Linked DNA regions of Mus musculus: region 2 is linked to region 1. The links are chromatin loops, found by intact Hi-C in ENCODE. Cell type or tissue: heart. All regions are shown on one strand.

What was found. Peaks named below come from ENCODE experiments on the same cell type or tissue, not always from the same donor. Only the 100,000 strongest peaks of a DNase experiment are listed, where the experiment ranks them.
Region 2: it touches region 1 in a loop (2.2-fold over the local background); 4 of 42 quality-filtered maps call a loop at or near these places.

Annotation. Positions count from the first base shown.
Region 1 is chr9:71,642,678-71,650,677 of GRCm38, forward strand. It overlaps Cgnl1 (cingulin-like 1), which reads right to left. Exons shown (of 19, transcript NM_026599.5): 12 at 7,545-7,715; 13 at 2,815-2,976. Among named protein-coding and RNA genes, the nearest start is that of Myzap, 54 kb to the left of the region's middle. In heart, CTCF peaks have their summits at 1,120 (motif pointing right) and 3,587 (motif pointing right); a DNase peak (open chromatin) is centred at 3,714; H3K27ac peaks cover 413 bases.
Region 2 is chr9:71,693,478-71,701,477 of GRCm38, forward strand. All of the region lies in intron 8 of Cgnl1 (cingulin-like 1), which reads right to left. Among named protein-coding and RNA genes, the nearest start is that of Gm51713, 68 kb to the right of the region's middle. In heart, no CTCF peak of the experiment used is centred here; DNase peaks (open chromatin) are centred at 3,494 and 7,961; H3K27ac peaks cover 4,826 bases.

The DNA.
Region 1 (8,000 bases):
AGCTCTTTGTGTGACTGATGAACTGTCTGTGAACGAACGGCTATATCAAGTGGTGAGCAAAGCCTCCCGGGAGGACCACTGAGATGGCTGACCAGGTAAATATACTTATTGTGAAGACGGAGGCTAGAGTTCAGACTCCAGGACCCATGTGAAAATGGAGAGCTGACTCTACAAAGTGTCTTCCATCCTCCACACACATGCACATATACACAGTAAGAGGGCTGGAGAGATGGCTCAGAGGTTAAGAGCACTGTTCTTCCAGAGGTCCCCAGTTCAAACCACCTATAGTGAGACCTGGTGCCCTCTTCTGGCCTGCAGACATACACGCAGGCAGAATGCTATATACATAATAAATCTAAACAAACAACAAAAAAACTAAAGAAACCCAAAAGCTCTCCCTTAGGAGTAGAAAGTCCCAGAAACTACTCAGGGCATGGCCAGCTGCTGTTTGAAGTTGCCCATCCATGCAGAATACTCAGAAATTGCAAAATATCTACAGAACTTCAACCACCTGCAGCTGAATTTACAGAAACTGTTCCTGTGGGGAGCGCCTGAGACCTGAGCATTAGCTACGTCTCAGTGAAGGAATGGAAAAGGCACAAGTCGTACGGCCCTGCCACCTCTGAGAGCAACACCTCTCAGATGCCTTCCATGATGGCAGGAGCCCCGAGGCCAGAACTGAAGAACAAAAGTGCAGAAACACCGCCTGCAGTGGTGTTTGGCTGCACCACTACTTCAAGACCTTCAGTGACCCAAAGGAAATAACTTGTTAGTCTGAATATTCTGGCCTCAAAGGAGATAATCTGACAACTCAATCTGATTTCAGCTCAAATCACTTATCTTTTTTTTTTTTTATTTTTATTTTATTATATGTGAGTACACTGTAGCTGTCTTCAGATGCACCAGAAGAGGGCGTCAGATCTCATTACAGGTGGTTGTGAGCCACCATGTGGTTGCTGGGATTTGAACTCTGGACCTTAGGAAGAGCAGTCGGTGTTCTTAACCACTGAGCCATTTCTCCAGCCCCAAATCACTTATCTTTAAAGATCCATTTCTTTCTTTTTAGTCATCTGGGTGAGGGAATGTGCGTGTGAGTGCAGGTGTCAGCAGAGGCCAGAAGAGGGCGCTCATTGGATCTCCTGGAGTTGGAGTTGCAGGAAACTCTGAACTGGCCACGGGGTAGAACTGAACTTGGGTCCTCTGTAAGAGTATTGTGTGCTCTTAACTGCTGAGCCCCAAATCACTTAGGCTCTTTTTCCTGCTCCCAATCCATACTGTCCAGACAATATCTGAGGTCTAAGCCAGGGCCTATCATACCAAGGGTCTTTGTTTGCTACTTGATTGGTTTCCACTTGACGTTTGTGTGTGTGTGTGTGTGTGTGCGCGCGCGCGCGCGCACGCACGCGCGTGCGCATACCTGGTGTCTTCCTCACTCACTCTCTGTCTAGGAACGACCTGGCCAGCCCCAGGGACCCTCCTATCTCTGCCTCTCTGGCACTGTGATTACAGATGCCCACTGGCATGATCTCTGTTTTGCATGTGCACTAGGGGTCTGAACAGAGGTCCTCAGGCTTATACGGCATATATTTTACAATGAGCCATCTCCGTAGCTCATCCAGTTGCCTTTGACCAGGTTGTTTAGGCCCTAGAATGATCCATTTCTAGTTAACTAGGTTGACCTTAGCTTATCCAAAAATGACTCCCTAAAGAGATCAGGAGTAAGATACTAAAAAAATATGGCAACCCCATAAACAAAGCAATAAAACTGCCATCAGTTTTCTCTGGTCTGAGAGAGGCCTATCTCATAAAATCTCCACCAGTTCAAACTTCACTCCTAGATACAAACTGCAAAGCACCCTGGAGGTTTTAAAAGCTATTTCTGCTTATATACAAAGCTGAATGAGGAATTCATTGATTTTTGAGTTTAAGCCTTCTTTGCTGGCCTTGAGCACCAGGCCCGTCTTTTATCAAACTCAGTCTCTCTGTTACTCTCTGAATTCCACTGGAGAGCAGAACACATGTGTGTTTCTGGTTTAGGGTCATTCCACTCTCACAAATTATTCCTCTTTAGCAATTCAGGTTTTCCTGTCATCTCAGAAGTCCTGGTATTTCTTTGTGTGGGTTTCTCTCAAGTGTTGAGTATTAGGCTTGTAAATACTCACCCCCAGCTGGTAACTGCTTTGGGCAGTTGCAGACAGACTATCTTGGGACTGGGAAATGGCAATGAATTGGACCACAGTTTGCTGATAACTCTGGCAATGATACATACACACTCAGGAAGATGGGCCAGGAATGAGACTGGACTCTGTGGTTTGGTCAGTGGTCCCCGATGTGCAGGGTGGTTTGGGGTCTACGGCACAGTGTGGAACCTGACTGGACAGTTGGCAGTCTTGGAGCCTTTGTAGGGGAACCATTACTTAAGGGACACAACACCATCAGCTAATTTCTTTGGGGAATAACTTATATCCTCTTCAAAGCAATGAAGCCATTAGGCTAAATCACAGATCAATTCCTTCCTGCGTAACTCTCTACAACATGATAAGCTGCCCCCCACTCCAAAGAAAGGGTCTTGATTACATCAAGCTAGAAAGAGTGAAAGCCCAAGGCTTCCTATATCCCCCTGGTGGCCCAGACGTGTTCTCCTCAGCCTGGCTCCAGTCCGGGTACCCACAGCCTGGCTCCCGCCCCCTAGGTGCCCTCAGCCTGGCTCCAGCCCGGGTACCCACAGCCTGGCTCCCAACCCCTAGGTGCCCACAGCCTGGCTCCCGCCCCCTAGGTGCCCTCAGCCTGGCTCCAGCCCGGGTACCCACACACCTCCATCTGCTTGATGAGTCGGCTGCGGTCATCCTTGAGGTGGCTCTTGGCCTCCAGCTCATACTCCAGGTCCTTCAGCGACTGCTCCAGAAGCTGCCGTTTTGTGAGCGCCTCCTCCTCAGCTCGCTGGTAGTCCTGCAACTCTTCCTCCTTGAGGCGTAACTAGAAGGAGAGCGTGTGTGAAGGTCCCTTGGGCAGTGGGAATGGCAAGGAATTGAAATGATATTGGATAGCTCTGGCAATGATAGAGAACACATGCCTGCATACAGGTTTGCATACCATGTGCATGTCTTGCTCAAGGAGGCCAGAAAACAGAGCGCACAGGCCCATCCCAAAGCAAAGAGGGGCAAACCCCACCTCTCTCTAGACTTCAATTTCCCATGTTATAAAAAGAGTGGTTTTCCTTTGTAAGAAGTACACTGTTGGGTTATAAAGTCAATTGATTAGGTGTGGACTAGTATTTTAACTACATAGAACACACACAATAAAGTATGAACAAGCACTGTGGTGTTTTTGTATTATATATTAACATATTTGGATGGATGGACGTGTCATTAGGTGGGCTGTGGTCAAAGCCACTTGACAGTCACTTAAGTAGCTAAGCGTTCTTGTATCAGCACTGTCTTAAGAGAGGTTTAACGTTTTAAAATAAAAACTAAATTAATGATCTCTAAGCAACTGCAGGCACAAAATCCAAGAACAAAATCATACTCATTTGGTAACAACCATTGCTGTGTAGAAAAAAATGGTCACCCATAACGACAGTGCTCTTTTCATCCACAAGGTGGCGCTCATATAATAGTTTTGAAGAATGTACAACAACAGTTTGAGTCTCAGGAGCCAGGCCATGACACTAGCAAGGGAAATGCCAAAATCAACCTGGCTTGCTGATTCAATGAGGCTCAACCCTAGCTCTTTGGTTGCCAATGTCAAACCCTCCTGGAGTAGACACAGAGCTAACAACGGAACACCACAGAGGTTTATTCCTTGCGGGAGTCCACAGAAAAGCCGGGGAAGCTCTGAAGGATCAGGCTAGCATAAGAAGACCCCAGTCCAGCACTGCATTCTGACGGAGATGAAGATGCTCGTTTCCAGTACAATGGGGAGCCCCAGCCACTTCTAGCACAGTCCCACTTGGGAGAAAATGACTTCTAGACACAGGCCCTGGTCTGGTTTGGGCATCAATGGTGAGTGAAACAGAGAGAGCACAGGGCAGTCATCCACAGAGAGCACAAAATGGGGTGCTCTCTGGACCTGATACACCACTCACTGCAGAGAAACACTACGTTTCTCTGAGTGTCAATGTCCCCATTGCAACATAGGGAAAATGTTAAAATGTACTTTATCTGAGAATTAGATGCTACCCAAAATTAGTGATCACAAAGAATGCTAATCAAATAAACAATTTCCTTCTTGGCATCCTCTGAAACACCATGCACACCTCTCCTAATACCTACCATACTGCTACCACCACCACCACCACCACCAACTCCTCCTCCTCCTCCTCCTCTTCCTCTTCCTCTTTCTCTTCCTTTACCCCCTGCCACCACCTCCACTTAGCAGGGGCTGGGGATCCATCTCCTAACACCTTTAAGTGCCCTCCCAAGAGCACTCAGTAACTCAGAGAGAACAGTTAGCACGCCTGATCACCCCCAGTTCCAAAGCCCAAAATGCAGGGCTGGAGAGAAACTGATCAGTGGTTAAAACCATGAGTTTGGCTCCTGGTACCCACACGGCAGCTCACAACCATCAGTGACTCCAGTTCCAGGAGATCCGATGCCTCCCTCCTCCTGGCATCTCTAGGTACCAGGCTCACATGTGGTGCAAGAATATACATGTAGGAAAAATAATTATATTCATAAAATAAATCCTTAAAAAAAAGACAAAACTTTGGAGCATTTGACTCCGAATCCAAAGCTAAAACATTCTGCATTGTGGATTTTGAGATTGGAAATGGCAAACAAGTAAAAATCTCCACAAATAACTTCAAGATCTCTGAGATCAGAAATACTCCTAGCACCAAGCATTTGAGGTAAGGAATGTTCCCCACAGAGTGTCCAAGAGTAACTTGCTCTCAGATAATAATAAGCAAGACAGAAAGCCCTAAAGGGGACACCTGTCTTACCCCATCCCAGGGGTATCACAGAAGAGACAGAAAAAATGGATGAGACAGGGAAGGGGTGCCATGCTTTGGAGCACTGTCACAGCAAGGCGCAGTCGTTGCACTAAGCAGCTGGGACGAGACTGAGCGACCAACCTTCCATCACAGAGCTGGAGGAGCTCACACGGCCCCGCCCCTCCCTGAGGATTTAAAAGTCAGCTAATTGTTGTTCATGGAGAGAACAACAGCTTTTCTTCAGTGGTGTAGCTGCTGTTGAGTTGTCCAGGCTCCTAAGAGCAACCTTAACGTGACAGGGACCAACACCAACGGGAAAGTGGGAGGGCCAGATGGGCAAAGGGGATCAGCAGGAGTGAGGAGACCAGAGAGGGTGCTGAGGTGAACAGGATCAAGAGACAGGAGATCCACATGTGAGATGTCGTAACGAGACCCACTACCGTATAAATGAATCAACCTGCTAATAAATTAGCAGATAATTTGTTAATACGATAATAAATTGTCGTATAAATTATTTTATCTACTAATAAAAATGCCAGTAAGCAAATACCTTTTTAACCTGTCAGTACCACCTTTAAGTTGTTAGCAGGATTAAGTAAATGAACTAAAGACGAACTCTAAGCCTTACCTCCTAAAGGTCAAAGGCCACCCTCACCTGACCCGGGTGTCTCACACCACAGGCAGAATGGTAGCGTCTGGCCCTACCGCATCTGCTTCCTTATCTGTGAAGAGGATCTTCATGCTTCCTTCTCCACTGAAGTGTCCAGCCTCAAAATGTTTATACAAATAGCCATGTGGATCCCTGTTTAGGGTCACAGTGACACAGTGGCCTTTTGAAGTTAAAACAGACCAGGTATTTGATGTGTTCTGGCAAATGTCTGAGCCCTTCCATCCGTCTGCTCTAAAAATGAAAAGAATATTCTTTTCACAGCAAAGAGAGCGGTGATGTCAGCGTGCCAGAGTCTGTTTTCTTGGAACCCTGTATCACATAACCCTGGGGCATAGGGGATGCGTTATCAGGGCTCTCTCAGAACTGTTCTGGAAATCTGTAATAAATACCCATTGTTCTTTGATGGGTTCAGCACTGACTCAGGGGAAAACCTTCCTTTGATCATCAAAGAAATTAAAAGTTTGGTTCTTTTTTGTTTTCCTTAAAACTTGTTTTCCTGCGGAATCTGTGGGCTCTTCGCACTGGAGGCTGGGGTGGGGTGTGGAGTTAAGAAAGAAAGAGCACTGCAGTGTGTATCGATGTCCAGAACCTAGGTGCCTCCACTATACCATTGCATTATCGTGTTTAGCATTAAGCTACTAATGGTTTGCAGAAGGCGATGCTGAGACTGCTGAGACCGCTTGCTTGCCGTCAGTTGGCACAGGCTAGACTCACAGCCAGGAGTGAGGGTGCACGCCTATGATCCTAGCACTTGGGAGCATGGGGCAGAACTGACACGGGAGACAACAGACAGACAGACAGACAGACAGACAGACAGACAGAAATGGGTAGTCATGGAGCTTCCCAGCCTCCAACACCCAACGTCCCCATTAACTTTTCTCTTCCTAGCTCAAGAATGCAATCACTGCATTTCTTTTCTCTATTATTCTTAAGTATAAAGCCAAGAGTGTGTCTTAGGGCAGCCAAGCAGGCTCAGCAGGTAAGGTGCTTGCCGCGCCAGCCTGACAATCTCAGCTTGAGCCCCAAACCCTCGGAAAGGGAAGAGAAACCAACTCCACAGAGTTATCCCCTGAGCTCCACGCATTCACTTACATCTTCACATACACACATCACACGCCCGCAATGATAAATAATAAAAAAACAAAAATAATACGTTTTAATTATGTCAGTATTCGTAAACTCCTGAGACTGAACCAAGGCTAGACCCCACAAAGCCACATGCCCAGTCCTTAGTTTATTTTACAATGGCTATCGGATTCTTATCTAACCCAATAGAAGTCAAGAGACCATTGTCAGGACTGCAGAGATGGCTCTTGACTTGAGAGCCTTTGCTTCTCAATCGTGAGGGCCAGAGTTTGGATCCCAGCCCCTACATCAGGGAGCCCACAAACACCTGCAACTCCTCTTCCAAAAAATCAACAACCTCTTTTGTTCTCCGTGGGCACCAGCACATACGTGGATGCAAACAGACACACTCATGTGGAAACATGCATACACACATAACCAACCAAACAAAATGGCTGTTAAAATAACCTAGTCATCTTAAAAAGAAAAAGTTGTTAAAAAAAAAAAAACCTCATCACTTCCTGCCATCTTGTTCTAGGGATGATAGAAGGCACGGAGGCGAATGACATGTTTGGACACAGATCGACACAATGTCATTGCTCATAAAAGGTGATTCAACTTTTCAAGCAGAAAACTTTGGACCGAACCAGAACGTGGCCCAGTTAAAGCTGTTCCTGTTTCGCTTGTGTGTCAGTGGGAGTTTTGCCTCTTAGGATGCTACCTACATATAATCACTAGAGAACAGAGACAAAACAAGCCCCAAAGCTTCCTTAAGCATTCCCCTGTCCCAGCCCCCTCAACAGAAGCCTTGCAAAGCAAGCTGGAGGACTGACTCTCAGAAGAGATAAAGGAGAGGATTTCCCGGCAGGTAGGCGTTACCTCATCCTGCATCTTCGAGGCTGCCAGTCTGGCCTTTTCCACTTCCAGGCATTTCTCCTTCAGTTGTGTCTGCATTTCCGCAAGCTCCCGGCGGTTCTTCTCCTTATACTCGCCCAGCTGCTTCTGCAGCTCCAAAGAGGATGTGCGGGAGGCCTCAGCAATGTCGGCCATCTAGAGGAAGCGGCGTGGTATGAGGGGACCCTGCCATGCTCCATCTGGAGTCCATTCCGACATGGAAAGCATCTCCAATCATCCCTGCCAAGCACCAGGTCTGGGCTGTGGGGTCTGGCTTAACCCTGCCTTGGGGACAGCATGGAAGAGTGACTAGGGGCTGGGTACACAGCCCTGAGATCGGAACTTTGCTCTTCCCTAACCGGTGCATGGTTGAGCTGTAGCCTTAGCCACTGAGGACCTTGGCCCTGCCCTTTTAGAAACAATGAATCCCATCCACCTTCC
Region 2 (8,000 bases), 51 kb after region 1:
TATAACAGCAGTCAATGTAGAAAGAGGCTCCAAAGGGGCAAGATCACTGGAGGCCACCCTAGAGCTGTGCTCCCATGATGCCATCGGTAGCCTGGTTTTCTCTGCTGCTGCAGACATTCCTATGTCCATGCTGATTCTCACACAATGGGCTTAGAGCACATGACAAGTTCCATTTTCCACCTAAAATGATCAAATGATAATGCCAAATTCTTCCACCAAATAGAAATCTAATTAGTGATCTTGGCAAGATTTCAGAAAAACATCCACCAGACAGGGTTTAGAGGGAGGGAGGGAGGGAGGGAGGGAGGGAGGGAGGGTGGGTGGGTGGGGCAAATTAAGCAAGTTTTCTGATAAAGCTTTTCTCTCCCAGATCGTAAGGACTGGATGTCTGTGATTGTCCTCCGTTATTTAAATAGCCGCTCTCCAGCACTCCCTCATTCCTGTGGTTTGACCATATCTACACCAGGAAATGCTGCTGGTTTGACACCTTCCATCAGTAGTCATGGCTTCTTTCTCATTCACACTCTGGACTCCAGGCAATATTTGTGAGAATCCAAAGAACTCAGGCTATTTATCCCACTTGGGAAACCTTTGAAATGTTGGAAGATATTTAAATGCAAATCCATCCGGGATGCAGCTCAGTAGGTAGGATCAGCCAGCTGTACCAAATACCCTGGGTTCAGCCCCTAAAATGGAGCAGTGGAGGCACACAGGCATGTAATCCATATTTCTCAGGCGATGGATGCTGGAGGACTAGGACTCCCACAAAGCTCCATTCTAACAGACTTAACAGACAGTAAGTAAACAACGTCTTCCTCACCTACATACCGAAGCTGTCCCTTCAGGCTTGAGTCCTGCCAACTGACCCACTCACTTTCACGTTTTACAAAGTCAGCATGACTAAGTCCCAAGTGGAATGGACCCATCCCTGATTTGTTTCCTTCCCCTCCTCTTCTGAAACCAGCAGAGAGGAAATGGGTAATAATCTTACAAAAACAGAGCTGGAGAGGCTCAGAGCAGCAGGCCTGAAGTGTCTGTAGGAACAAGCGTCCCTCAACACTCACTGGGAAAACAAGCTCTGCTGCTCCAAAAGGAATATACCCAAATCCATCTAAAAGTCTCAGCCTCTCTCTCAGGCTCTGGATCTATCTCTGTCTGTTAGTCTCTGTCTCTCTCCTCCCTCCCTCCCCTCATCTTCCTCACCTCCATTTACTCTCTTCTTCCTTCTTCTACCACCTCTCCTTTTTCTTCCCCTTATCTCCCTCTTCGCCTTTCCCTCCATCCCCTGCTCAGTTCACTATGTCTGTCTCTCTCTCCCATCTCCCATATTCAATAATCTTTAGTTTCCTACTAACTATAAGAAAGGAATCAGCAAGATGTACCCCAGGACCTGAATGGCCTGCCTTCCCCTTCCCACTTCATCTCTCCCCAGATTTTCCATTGCCCCCAGGCCAGCCTCACTGACTTCACTGAGTATCCTAACAGCCTACACTCTCTCCACAGGCCAGCACCTTGCACAGGCTATTTCCTTTGATGGGACCATTCTGTAATTTCTGATTTTAATATATCTAACTCTGTTGAGTCTCAGATCTGAGACAATCGGCTGAGGTGTATATTTAACATACCAAAGCGGACTGGCCTCTAGGTTCTCTGCGCATCCCTCAGTCCCTACCTGTTACAGGGTATGGCTGATATGCCCCACCCTCTGCCCTGAACTTTGCAGCACAGGGGCTGGGCTTCCCCTCCCCAAGACACTATTCCCTATATAATCCAGGCATTTTATGGGCTCTCACATGTCGTTCTTTCTCTCTCTCCGCATGTATGTGCTCTTTTTTTCTCTCTTCCTCTTTCTCTTCCCCTTCCCCTCGGTGAACCCACCATAAAGCTGTTTCCCAATAAACCTGCCTTCATATACTTCAACTTGGCTTGAATTGGCTCATTTCATTGGTGGAGAATAACTCATCAAACTCCTTTCTGCCCTTCAGATCTCCATCACTTTTCCTTCCTGCCATCCATTAACTGAGAGCACTTGCCACAATGGAATTACATATTTACACACATGGTTTTATATATAGTCAATGACTATCTAGTCTCTTTTGTTCACTTTATCCCTGTAACTCAGCACAGTGCCCAGAACAAATGAATGCCTATACGTGGATTATTCATTGAACAGATCCATTTCACGTGGTTAGAACGGACGTGAACTTTTTAACATCAAACTAATTGTGTTGCTTAATCCTGATGCCCTCCACCCTACCCATCACAGAGGAGAAGTGGGAGAACGCTCACCTCCCCACCCAGCAAGTGTAAGGGTGAAGTGAGGGGCAGAGCGTGTGTTTGAGAGCAGGCTGCTCTGATATTCTTCTGAGGTCAGCTCAGGTTTTGTACCTCTTTCCCACCTAGTTAAGTCTCCACACTTTCTCTTCACACTGCATATGAATTTGTGGTGGTTTTCTGGGTCAGCGGAAGGCTGAGTGTCCTGAAAGCCTTGTCCTCAGGACCCCACTGGGACTGCTGTAAACTGCACTCGTGATACTCAGTACAGTCAGTAGATGCTACCAAACGTCCCACCTCCATTGGGACAAGCCCTCCCGGTGAAACCCTTCAGCCAATCTTCCTGCACTGTAACACCAAAGCCAGCATCCTCCCCTCAGCAGCAGCAGTAAATCCCTCAAGCAGACCTAGCAGACAGCCCTTTTGCTGCTGTCCTTGGAAACAGTCCCTTCTATGAGGGCCCACCTCACACAGTCTTAACGGGAACAGGAAACGAATTGAGTTTTAAGGTGTTGTTGCTGTTGTCTTTTGAGACAAGTTCTCATTTAGCCTAATCTGACTTTAACTCACTACAAAGCCAAGAGTGACCTTGAATTCACAATCCTCTGCCTCCATCTCCTAAGTACTGGGATTATAGGCCTGTATCGGTGTGCTGGTTTTATGCAGTGCTGGAGACTAACTAACCCCTGGCTTCATGCACGCTAGGCAAACACTCCACCAACTGAGCTACATTCCCAGGTTCTTAATTTATTTTTTGTACATAATAAAATATATTTGAAGCAATTTCTCTGGGCCAATATTCTTTTTCCATCGTGTGATTTAAACTTTGCAGCAACTTTTGCTATGACCCTGCTTCGCTGAAGGAGCTGAGCACACAACACAGACAGACTCACAGGATGCTAAGGTCCAAAAACTCTTGAACAAAAGACAATTTGTTCTAAGATTTGCTCTGGTGACAGCACTGAGGGTGTCAAGTCAGAGAGAACCCTCTGTTTCTGGAACTTTGCTATTAAGAGCAGTCCTCCCACCTTGCTCTCCTACCCAGCTCAGACCGCAGCAGCGGCAGCACCTATAACATTGAGGACATTTTTACTTGTGAATTCTCCTTCCCACAAGTCCACAAACGATTCTCAAGTCCAAGCCCATGGCTTGGCTGCCTTAGTCTTTGGAACCAGCACCGTGCTAGCACATGAAACACAGCCAGACACTTGATGACAGATGAGTCATTGCCTCAGAAAAGGTCATGGGGCCAGAAGGTGGCTCAGTGGGGAAAGTGCTTGCTGTACAGCATGGGGACCTGGGTTTGACCCCGGCACCACATAGACTCTGGGTATGGCCATGCCTATCTATAACCTCGATACCCCAAGGGAGGAACAGGAGTCTCCTGGGGAATCACTGGTCAACAAGCCTAGAGAAAATGGTGGCTTCTGAGTTCAGTAAGAGACTGTCTCAAATAATAATGTGTTAAAGTAACTGAGGAAAACACTTGGATTTGAACCTCTGACTTCCATATCATCCTGCATTGACAATATCACCAGCACTCATACACACACACACACACACACACACACCACATCCACACACACAAGACACCCATATCTGGAACTTCCTAACACTGTCTTCTATAATCCACAGCACATGACCTAGGCAGCTCAGTCAACACACCAAAGTGACTCACAGGAATACTGTTTGCTGAGACATGTCAGCTAGCAGGTCTGGAGTTTCCTTGTGATGGGCATGAAGTTCCAGATGCAACGATTATCAGGGTCAGAGCCATAAAACAAGGCCTTTGAAACCCATTTAAACGGGTGCCTTATTTACACACTTTTTAATCAATATAGGAGGCAGAAAACCAGTATAATTATGAAAAGATTCAGAGAGAAAGAGAACACTAGAGAATAAAAGGTATTTTTTAATTTGTTGAGATAAGTTCTCACTATGTAGCCCTGGCTGGCCTAGAACTCAAAATGCCTCTGCCTCCCAAGTGCTAGGATTAAAGGCACACAATTATGAAAGGTGCTTTTGGATATGAATCTTAGCTTCTACTTTTGCTAAGGACCATGCCTATGTCTCTCTAGGCCAGTGGTTCTCAGCCTTCCTAATGCTACAACACTTTAAGACAGTTCCACATGTTGTGGTGACCCCCAACCATAAAATTATTTCACTGCTACTTCATAACTGTAATTTTGCTACTGTTATGAATCCTAATGTAAATATCTGTGTTTTCTGGTTGTCTTAGGAGACCCCTGTGAGAGGATGCTTTGCTCCCAAGGGGTCACAGCCCACAGGATGAGAAGAGCTGCTCCAGGCTCTCCTGCATCTGAAAGGAGACATTTTTCTTTTCCAGGCACAGTTAATCCACTGCTCAAGACCTGTCATTTAATATAAATTGATTTTTGTTTTGAAGTTAAAATGCTAAGGAAATTAGTTTTCATGGCTCTCCCCGGTTAACCTGGCTCTCTTAGAGAAGAAAGCAATGAAATTTTAATACCGAATTATAGTCATGTCTGAAGAGAGGCAAGTCCACAGATCACAAGATTAACACTGGATTTCCCACGTGACCCTTGGTTGACCTGCCACTTGGAAGGAACCTGCCCATAGACTGGCTTCTAACCTGAATCCTGTCCTGCCTTCCCTCAATAGTGGACTGAGATCAGAGAATAAAAACCAAATAAACCCTTTCCTCTCCAGGTTGCTTTTGGTCATGGTCTTTATCATAGCAGAAGAAACTAGGACCCAGAATCATGATAACACTTCTGCTATGGTTGGGATATGAGCTGTCCCCTGCAGCCTGTTTGTGAAAGCCTAGGCCATCCACTGATGGCACTATCTAGGGAGATCCAGAAACTACAAGCTGAGGGCCTAGCCAGAGGAAGTCAGTGGCTGTGAGCAGATCCTTGGAGGCAGCTCATATCTGACTCCTCCCAGGCTCCTCCTCTTGTCTGCCATGATGTGAAGGCATTCATTCCACTCATCCAGAGGTACAGTGTTCCAACTGAACACATGATGTCCAGAATCCATGAACCAAACCCTCTGAAACCACAAGTCACAATAAATCTTTCTTCTGTTAAGTTATTCTCTCAAGTATACACAAGTAGTAGGTTAGAGAGGTCTCTCTCTCTCTCTCTCTCTCTCTCTCTCTCTCTCTCTCACACACACACACACACACACACACACACACAGAGCAGCAGCAGCAGCAGCAGCTATTTGAACCACTTCTTAATATTGTGAATCTAAAGGCCTCATTTAAATGGTTCTGGAGATTCCAGACATGCTGTGCTTTTGACAGTTGGTTTCAATGAACTGGGATCCAAACCCAGTCCTTGCATTGGAATGGCCCCTACCTCTTAAACTACTCCTTACCCATAACCACCACCATGTCTCCCAGTCCCAGTCCAGACCATGTGCCTCCCTTTCCACAAACATTGCTGATGCTCTATTCAGGACAAACACATCCTTAGCCTCCATGGCCCTGTGTCTGAACAGTATTCACAGCCCAACTTGGACATTGCCCTGTTGTGAAATATTCCCGACTGCCACCATCCTCACCCCCAGCCCACACTCTGGGTCTCTCTCTCACTTCTACTGTAGCACGTTGTCTCCACCTCCCGCCAGGACACTCAGGCTTCCCTGTAATTGGCCTGAGTGCTACTTGTTTCAACTGCCATGAACAGACTCCGCTGGCTTTATCTTTGCAGCCATCACAGAACCAAGTACCATCGTCTGCCCTTGGCAAATGCTCAGAAAATCAATATGCTCATCTTGTATTTAAAAACAATACAAACAGGGTCTGGAAATATGGTTGAGGGGTTAAGAGCATTTGTTGTTCTTGCAGAGGACCCAGGTTGGGTTCCTAATACCACATGGCAGTTCATAACTCCAGTTTCAGGGGGTCTAATGCCCTCTTCTGACCTCTAGGGACACATAGACACGCATATGGCACACATCATACATATAGGTAAGACACTCATGAACATGACATAAAAGTAAATCTAAAATAAAGTCAATATAAAGATCAAAGTCCCCTTTTAAAAAATAATATAAATAAAAATAACAGGGATGGCAAGGACAGTCTCCCTCAGGTTAGCCCTCCTTCTCCCTCATCCATTCACTTGGGTCCCTGCTACGTGTTACACATTCAGAAAGAGTCTAATGACTGAGAAGACCGTAGTTCCTGGTACAAAATTAAAAATGTCTTTTTCCCATCCTCAAACTCTCTGAAGTCCTTAGATGCCGAGTTAGTCAAAGTGAACTTGTAACAACACAATGAGATTTGTTTTCGTAAGGAACAATCTTTCCACATAAATGGAATCTTTTAACACTCCAAAACTACTTTGGAGCCGGGCGTGGTGGCGCACGCCTTTAATCCCAGCACTCGGGAGGCAGAGGCAGGCGGATTTCTGAGTTCTAGGCCAGCCTGGTCTACAAAGTGAGTTCCAGGACAGCCAGGGCTATACAGAGAAACCCTGTCTCGAAAAAACAAAAACAAAAACAAAAAAAAAACTACTTTGGGATAGTCAGGGCCTGACCTCTCCCTAGTGTGTCCATCCTTCTAACCCATAAAATTTAACCCCCTGGGGATGTCAAGTGGAAAACAAATGTATTCCTTAAGAGGGTAGGAATGATAAAGCCAAGAATTAAATCTCTAACAATGCTAGCTCTCTGCATACTGTGAAGACCAAGAGGCGACACGGGAAGTATTTGTGTGTGTGCATGCATGTGTGTGCACTCAAGTGTGTGGGAGTGCATAGCTCTGCACAGGCACGTGGACGCCGGAGATCAAGCTCAGGTGTCCTTCCTCAGGAGGACACTACCTTGTCTTTGAGAGAGGGTCTCTCACTGGTCTTGAACTCACCATGTAGGTAGCCTTCCTGGTCTGGAAGCCCCAGGGATCTATTTCCACCCAACCAGCAAATGAGATTCTAAGCACAGATCACCACGCCCAAGTTTTTCACATGGGTTTTGGAGAGCAAACAGGTCTTGACTCTTACACGACAAACACTTCACTAACTGAGGTCTCTCTCCAGCCCCAGAGTCTCCCTTTCCAGGGAACTGGATTTGAGCTGACGCTCTGCTCAAGAAAGCTTACCAAACTATTTCTCTTCTGCACTCTCAATAGAGAAAGGAAGGCTAGAAATGAGAAAGAGAAGCCAACCCCATCACCATTGTGACGTGGGACAATATTCATTGTAATCCCATGCCAGCAGTGATTCATATCCCCCCAACAAACACCAAATCAAAGTAGAAAGAGGACATCACCGTTTCAAAAATGGAAACCTATACAGGAACTGTCAGAGAACACTGTAGGAAAACAAGGAGGCAAAGCCCGGGGCAGTTCTTTAGAAGACTCACAGAGACCCCTTGCTAACCACCTATGCAGACCCCTCTCCATCAGAAGGGACAGGGAACAGGCCACATAACAGCTGGACCTACCATACATAGCTCTGCAGAGGAGGTCCAGCTCACCCTGACACACACAACCAAGACACTGGTGAACTCCTGTCTGCTGAGCCAAATGGCTGTTTGTGTCTATGAAAAAAAGAAAGATTACCCAGAATCTGTTTGGAATATCAGTAAAAGGTTCTTGATGTAATCTGCCAGTTTTCACCAAGAGTTCCACTGATTTAAGACATTCAGTGCTCGGGTTCGGGCCAGATAAGGTGCCTTGTACTTGGCAGTGGTAAAACCGCCTTTTAGAGGTTTTTGGCTTGAGGCAGTGGCAAAAG